Regions from separate parts of the Homo sapiens genome. Here all the other regions are linked to region 1. A link is a loop called in an ENCODE intact Hi-C map of the cell type or tissue named here. Cell type or tissue: IMR-90. All regions are shown on one strand.

The links. A loop is a pair of places that touch in the nucleus more often than their neighbours do. Peaks named below come from ENCODE experiments on the same cell type or tissue, not always from the same donor. Only the 100,000 strongest peaks of a DNase experiment are listed, where the experiment ranks them.
Region 2: it touches region 1 in a loop (7-fold over the local background); 4 of 110 quality-filtered maps call a loop at or near these places.
Region 3: it touches region 1 in a loop (5-fold over the local background); 18 of 110 quality-filtered maps call a loop at or near these places.

Annotation. Positions count from the first base shown.
Region 1 is chr17:68,204,185-68,206,684 of GRCh38, forward strand. It overlaps a transcript of AMZ2 not described here. Among named protein-coding and RNA genes, the nearest start is that of AMZ2, 43 kb to the right of the region's middle. RefSeq lists silencers at 1,029-1,558, 1,569-1,698, 1,779-1,828. In IMR-90, a CTCF peak has its summit at 1,245 (motif pointing left); a DNase peak (open chromatin) is centred at 1,277; H3K4me3 peaks cover 1,938 bases; H3K27ac peaks cover 463 bases.
Region 2 is chr17:67,962,082-67,964,581 of GRCh38, forward strand. It overlaps BPTF (bromodomain PHD finger transcription factor), which reads left to right. Exons shown (of 28, transcript NM_182641.4): 25 at 2,131-2,323. Among named protein-coding and RNA genes, the nearest start is that of C17orf58, 33 kb to the right of the region's middle. In IMR-90, a CTCF peak has its summit at 1,374 (motif pointing right); a DNase peak (open chromatin) is centred at 1,360; H3K27ac peaks cover 179 bases.
Region 3 is chr17:68,056,316-68,058,815 of GRCh38, forward strand. No RefSeq gene overlaps it. Among named protein-coding and RNA genes, the nearest start is that of KPNA2, 22 kb to the left of the region's middle. In IMR-90, a CTCF peak has its summit at 1,387 (motif pointing right); no DNase peak of the experiment used is centred here.

The DNA.
Region 1 (2,500 bases):
ACAGGGTCTTGCTCTGTTACCCAGGCTGGAGTTCAGTGGTGCAATCACAGTTCACTGCAACATCCACCTCCCAGGTTCAAGCAGTCCTCCCACCTCAGCCTCTCGGGTAGCTGGGACCACAGGTGCACACCACCATGCCCAGCTAATTTTTTCAAAATTTTTCTAGAGACGAGGTCCTGCTATGTTGCTCAGGCTGGTCTTGAACTCCTGACCTCAAGCTATCATCCGGCCTTGGCCTCTCAAAGGACTGGGATTGCAGGTGTGAGCTACCACGCCCAGCCAACTATTTTTCTTTAAATTACTTTTCGGTTGTCACTTCTCTCAATAAATATTAATATGTACCTTTCTTTTATCTGAAGAGCTGACCTCAACCACTCAGGGTTGAGTCGCTGTGATAAGGTTTGAGGGTGCCTGAAATGTCATCATGATTCGTCCTTTGGGCTAAGCTGAAACCTAGTGACTTGTCAGGTCAATAAATTAAGGTTATTTCCCAATAATACAAACATTTAACACCGTGAAGTAGGTTTTAGGCAGGATTCCCTCTTTTCCACTGCAAAGGAGAGGTAAGTTCTTGCTGAGGTGGTCAAAGTCCCACCTGGGGCACTGGGAAGGTGGCGGGACATTGGAACGTGCAGTAGTTGCGTTCTGGAGTTTACTGAGGCTTTCCAAGTGGGCATTCCACGCAACAGGTCTTAGGGCGCCCCTCCCTCCGGGCGTGGCAGCCCGGGGCGTGGCTCCTGGCAAGGATCCGGAGCAGCTGTCATCGGAGTCAATTTCAGGACTCCAGCTCCAAGCTTTGGGGTTTCCAAAATTCTGGGGGCTTGTCTCCCTGTCCCCCCCCCGCCCCAAGTTTCCCTCCGTCGCTGGCGCTGTCCGGTGCCTTCGGTCGCTCGGGCCGCCCCCCTCAGCGACTTTTTTTTTTCTTTCTCTCGCTGGCTCTTTCAGCATCAGTTTCCCTAGGGGGCGGGAGGGGAATGATATTTGGGGGCTCCCCTGCCTTCCTCTCCGAGCCGCGGAAGGGGAGACGCGGGGAGGAGGTCTGGCCGGCTTTGGGCTCCAGCCAGGGGTCCGCGGAGACTGGTCTCCGAAGGCCTTTGACGCCGGGCATTTCGCGAGCTACGCGCCCCTCTCAGCCGCGCCATCCGCGCCCCGAGTCCAGGCGCACCGCGCTGCGCCGAGCCCAGGCGCTCCGGGCTCCGCGCTCCCGACTCGACGCCCCCGCGCTCCCCCTAGCGGCTGCCGCGCCGCCTCACTCGGTCTCAGGCTCTTCTGTGGCGCATCTCACGTGACCGCGCTGCGGGAGAGGGATGAAACAAGAGGGCGGCTGAAGCCGATCCTGAGTGGGGCCCCAGCAATTCGGAATGAGCCTTTTCCCTCCACCCGCTTCTGCCGACCGGGGCCCTCCCGCGCGGCCTCGCAGGCCTCCCCACCCGCGCCCGTCCCTCCTCCTCCGCTTTCCCTTCTCCCCCGTCCTCGGCTCCGACATTAGGGGCAGGCGGGGCAGGCAGCCCAAGCAGCCTGCGGCTTCCGCTGCGGAGCGCTGCGCCCCGGCCCCTGCCCCGGCCCCTGCCCCGGCCCCGCCGCCGCCGCCGCCCAAGTCCGGACCCATCGGGGGGCTCAGCTCGCGGCACCGCGAGCAGCAGGGGCAGGTGGGCCGCCGCCGCCGCCTAGGTTGAGGCAGCCTCCAAGCCGTGGCTGAGCTCGCCCAGGGGGGAGCAGCAGTAGCCGGAGGAAGCCGCCGCTGGTCCCCCAAGCACCAGCGCCCGGGTGGAAGGGGCGAGGAGGCGGGGGCGGCGGCGGCGGCGGCGGCCACCTGGCCCGGACCACCGCGGCCCGGAGGGCCGTGAACAAAGTGGTGTACGATGACCACGGGAGCTAGGAGGAAGAGGACGGCGACGTCGAGGAGACCCAGGAGTCTGAGGACAACGAGGAGCATGAGATGGAGGAGGACGAGGCTGATTCCGATTATCTGGAGGAGCTGGAAGACGACGACGACGCCAGTTACTGCACAGAAAGCAGCTTCAGGAGCCATAGTACCTACAGCAGCACTCCAGGTACCCACCCAGCCCAGTTGCTGCAGACTCCTTCCCCACCTCCTCTGCCCTCCCCCCTTGCTCACTCGTGTGCTGTGCATCCTGCTCCGATCTCCCCCCAACCCCGCCTCCCCCCCAAACAGAGGGGAAATGCGAGGGCACATCAAGTGGCAAAAAACTAGATTTACAAGAGGAAAGAGGCGCATTGTTAAAAATGGAGATTGCATTGTTGCAGTTTGCAGGCTACACTCGCTCGCTCTCTCTCTCCCCCCCAACCTCCTCTTTTTCCTCTTCAAAATTTGTGCCAGTGCAGTGTCTCCACCGGGCAGGATTGAAACTTTGGCAAACACGTATCCATTGCATTCATTTCTTTCCCCTTGTTTTGGTCTGGTTTTCTGGAATGAAAGAAGCCTCTTGTTTTACAAACCTCTTTGCATTTCTAATGTGGTTTCTTTCAGATTTTTATT
Region 2 (2,500 bases), 240 kb before region 1:
GCAGGGGGCCGTGATCCTGCCCCTGCTCTGCAGCCTGGGCTATACAGCGAGACAAAAGAAAAAAAGAAAAAAGTTAGTGGTAACAGGATAAACTACATAACCATATATTATTCCTTCACATTCATGAAGCAGGTCAATTTGAAGCTTGAGGACGACTTCCATTCCTCTAGGTGAATCTGCCAAGAAATGCCTTGGTAGAACTAAGAGTGCCAATGGTATCAGCAAGGCCAGTCTGGTTCCCTGTGATTCATGGTAATTCTCACTATGACTTTGACATGGTGTTCCTACACAGTGCCTATCAACACTTATAGACACACTGTGTAAGCGTTTGTTACATTTACTTTTCCTTTTGTCATTAGGTCTTTTGTTACAGAGGCCACTCTGCTCTCCACAATCACACATTTACACAGCTCCCCCTTGCCAAGCAGTGTAGACCCTCACAGGCTTTGGATAACTATCCTTGCATCATTCTCCACACCTTGTCCCCGGTGTTGAACTGAAGCATCTCCTTCCACGTTCCCTGCCCGTTAGTTAGCCAGGCCACTGCCCACATTGTCACAAACATTATATTAACAGGAAAACTGGCCCGTGCCATATTCCATTATGAGAGGTTATTTTTAATTCGATTAAATTCCAATGTTTATTCAGAAAACCTGGTAGAGATTGAATTACTCTATGTACTTTCTTAGTTTTCTTCTTCATATCATATTTTGACCATTTATCTTCTACACCTGGCTGACCTGCATGTTCCTTGTAGTGTAACTTCTACTTGGTGTTTGCGCTTTGCTTTGTTTTCAAATTTAAATTGTGAGATACATTTTCAAACCTATCTAAGAAATAGCCCTGATATTGAAATGGCTTCTGTGGAATAGGTTTGACAGATGTAAGTCTTTGATTCTTTGGCTTTGGTTTTTGTGCCTGTTACAGTTTTACACACATTCATTCAGAGGAAGACATTACCATCAATGTGTTGTTTCTTTTTTCAAATTCCAGTATGTTTTTAAAGACCCATATTTCACTAAGCAGTGTACTTGTTGAAACTGATGTGAGTGACTTTATGTTTCCACATGTGATAGAGCATCAGATACTGGAGTTTGCCAGGAGTAGAATGGTTGGATTCAGAAATGTTTAGCTGACTCATTGCAGGAAGTTACACTGTAAAAAAGTGAATCAAGGCAGGGAAGACAGATTTAAGTACCATGCAGCTCAAAATGACAATTACATTGTCATTTTCATTGTGAATACTTTTAGGTTCTATATTGGCTGTGATCTTTGTACTAACTGGTATCATGGAGAATGTGTTGGCATCACAGAAAAGGAGGCTAAGAAAATGGATGTGTACATCTGTAATGATTGTAAACGGGCACAAGAGGGCAGCAGTGAGGAATTGTACTGTATCTGCAGAACACCTTATGATGAGTCACAGTGAGTTCTGATAAGAGCATCATATTTAATAATTTAGGAAGCCAAATTGCTCTGACTGGTTACTTATTTATTTTAAAATAAAAAGCAGATTTTTTTCTACATTTATTATACACTTACATTACAAATTCCTTTTCATTTTTCTCTTTTTCCCTTTTTACCTACCCTTCAAAATTTATCTTGCTTCATAGTGAATGTTTGAGACACATTGGGGAAAATGTGGTTTAATGGTAGATTTGATTCTTCAATATGTAACATAGAAATTAATGAGATTAAAATAGCCTGACTTGTTTGGACTTTATCAGTGTTTGAAATGGTGCTTTATTGTAGGTTAGAAAAACACTAATTTGGGTACAAGCTCTGAGACTCTGTTATTAGCTTATAGGATTTTGAACACCCATATGGTACAGTACTAGTTGAAAGATTTTTGGCTTTGTTTTCAGCTTTAAAATCAATTGAATGTTTCATATTTATCTTTAAATTGGTTCTCCAGTATTACACAGTGTTCTTATAAATTTTTTTACTGCTTGTTCTTAACATCAAAAATACTAAATTAATGAACTGGAATGTCAATCTTGAAAGTATTAAAACCATAATACTAAAACTATTTTATATCCCAGGGTTTAGCAAATTTTCAGGTGCATGCTTTATTATAAGTAACATCATCCCATGTGTTTTGAACTCACATTTCCATTTCGGATCTTGCAGATTTTATATTGGCTGTGATCGGTGTCAGAATTGGTACCATGGGCGCTGCGTTGGCATCTTGCAAAGTGAGGCAGAGCTCATTGATGAGTATGTCTGTCCACAGTGCCAGTCAACAGAGGATGCCATGACAGTGCTCACGCCACTAACAGAGAAGGATTATGAGGGGTTGAAGAGGGTGCTCCGTTCCTTACAGGTGAGACCCCTCTGTGTGCAGCATTTCAAAATGAAATCAGCCAGCATAATTTTGGAAGCATTTCTAGGATTTCAAGTTTCCAATCTTAGAATGATTATTTACTGACTCCCAGCTAGTCTAGTGAAGTGCCTAACAAACTGCAGTCCTTCACGTACCAGTGCCATGAGCTTTACCATA
Region 3 (2,500 bases), 150 kb before region 1:
CCTCTGCCTCCCGGCTTCAAGTGATTCTTGTGCCTCAGCCTCATGAGTATGTGGGATTACAGGCCCAAGTCACAATGCCCAGCTAATTTTTGTATTTTTAGTAGAGATTGGGTTTCGCCATATTGCTCAGGCTGGTCTTGAACTCCTGGACTCAAGTGACCCTCCTGCCTCAGTCTCCCAAAGTGCTGGGATTACAGGAGTGAGCCACTGTACCCAGCCACTCAATGCATTTTTACCTACATGGACACCCAGGTAACCACCATCCAGATAAAGACATGGAACATTTCAGCTGAGTGCGGTGGCTCACTCCTATAATCCCAGCACTTTGAGAGGCCAAAGCAGGAGGATTGCTTGAGTCCAGGAGTTCAAGACCAGCCTGGGCAACATGACAAAACCCCGTCTCTACAAAATACAAAAATTAGCCAGGCGTGGTGGTGTGCACCTGTAGTCCCAGCTACTTGGGAGGCTGAGGTGGGAGGATCGCTTGAGCCAGGGAGGTCAAGGCTGCAGTGAGCTGAGATTGCACCACTGGACTCCAGCCTGGGTGATACAGTGAGACTCTATCTCAAAAAAAGAAAAAGAAAACTAATGTGCCTCCTTTATCTAAAACACCAATATTAAGAACAACGATATTTCTAAAAATTCAGAGCTAGGTGTCAAAATGAATTCACCCCAGAGTGCACCAGGCATCGTCAGATTCTCTTCACTAGATTCAACCCCCAGGGCTCCTAAGTGGCTTCCAACCTGTGCTGTGGATGGACAGTGAGTGAATGCTTTTGGCTTTACATAGGAACGGTGAGGACCGGGTGCGGTGGCTCACGCCTGTAATCCCAGCACTTTGGAAGGCTGAGGTGGGCAGATCACCTGAGGTCAGGAGTTCGTGACCAGCCTGATCAACATGGCGAAACCCTATCTCTACTAAAAATACAAAAAGTAGCCAGACATGGTGGCAGGGGCCTGTAATCCCAGCTACTTGGGAGGCTGAGGCAGGAGAATCACTTGAACCTGCGAGGCGGAGGTTGCAGTGAGCTGAGACCATGCCATTACACTCCAGCCTGGGCAACAAGAGAGAAACTCCGTCTCAAAAAACAAACAAACGAACAAAAAATGGGAAGGGTGAGAACAAATGTTTTTCCTTCTAATAGTTTAGAAAGACAGAAAGTGGAAGTTATTGGTTCACACACACACACACATCAACAAAGTATTTGTTTTCTCATGGTGTGCCAAGATTTTATGCATGTCAAAAATATGAACACAGGGCATAGGGTTTGCTATGAAAAGCAACAGGGGGAGACTGAGTTCTGTGTGTTGTGGGCGAGGGAGGTATAGTATTTGTGAAAGCTGAAGACTCCCTCCTGACTGGAAAACCGCCACAGGGAGGCAGTAGAGCTTAGTGGCAAATAGCATTGGCTCTGGAATCAGATTTGAATTTCAATCCAGCTCTGACACCTAATAGCTGTGTGACGTCCAGCAAGTTGCTTAACTGCTCTGTGCCTCACTTTTCAACTCAGCAAAATGAGGATAAAACTAGTATCTAACTCCTACCAGTGCTTTAAAGGTGATTTGAATACGCAGCTCAACAAGTAAGCTCTCAGTCAGTGTTAGTTTACAAAGCAGGAGTTTAAGGGGGCAACTAATTTCATTTCAGATAGATAGATAGATAGATAGATGATAGATAGATAGATGGATCTTGGATAAATAGATTTTTTTTGAGAGCATAATATTTTTCAAGCTGTGCCAAATGGTTTAACCCAAAATCTAAACAGTTGCTCAAACAGCCTTTTTCCAGCCTCCACCTACAATCATGTCCCCTTCTGATCATAGAGCAGATTTCAACAGCTCCTTCAGAGAAACCAGGCCCTCCACAATGTTATTCTTCTACCTCTTTCTTGTCATGCAAAGGATGTATAATTTGTTCCATTTCACTCTCTCTCTCTTTCTTTTTCTTTCTTTTTTTTTTTTTTTTGAGACAGGGTCTCAGTTCGTTACCCAGACTGGAGTGCAGTGGAGCAATCATGGTTTAATACAGCCTCCACCTCCTGCCCTTAGCAATCCTCCCACCTCAGCCTACCGAGTAGCTGGGACTACAGGTGTGCACCACCATAGCTGGCTAATTTTTATATTTTTTTGTAGAGACAGGGTCTCATTATGTTGCCCAGGCTGGTCTTGGTCTTGAACTTCTGGCCTCAAGCAATCCTCCTGCCTCAGCCTCCCAAAGTGTTGGGATTACAGGCGTGAGCCACTGAGCCCAGCCCCATTTCACTCTTGAGTGTGGAAAACTTTCTTTTAGCCTTTGGGGTGACTATAGATAGACAGATGGAGATAGATAGATAGATGATGGAAATTTAGAATACATAATACCTATATATTCCAAATATATCTAATATATATGCATATGATAAATACATTATGATATATTATCATTACTTATACAATTTATTTTGGGTATTCTACTTGGAGTTTTACCTACAATTTCACCGAGATTAGGAGATCTGCTTTT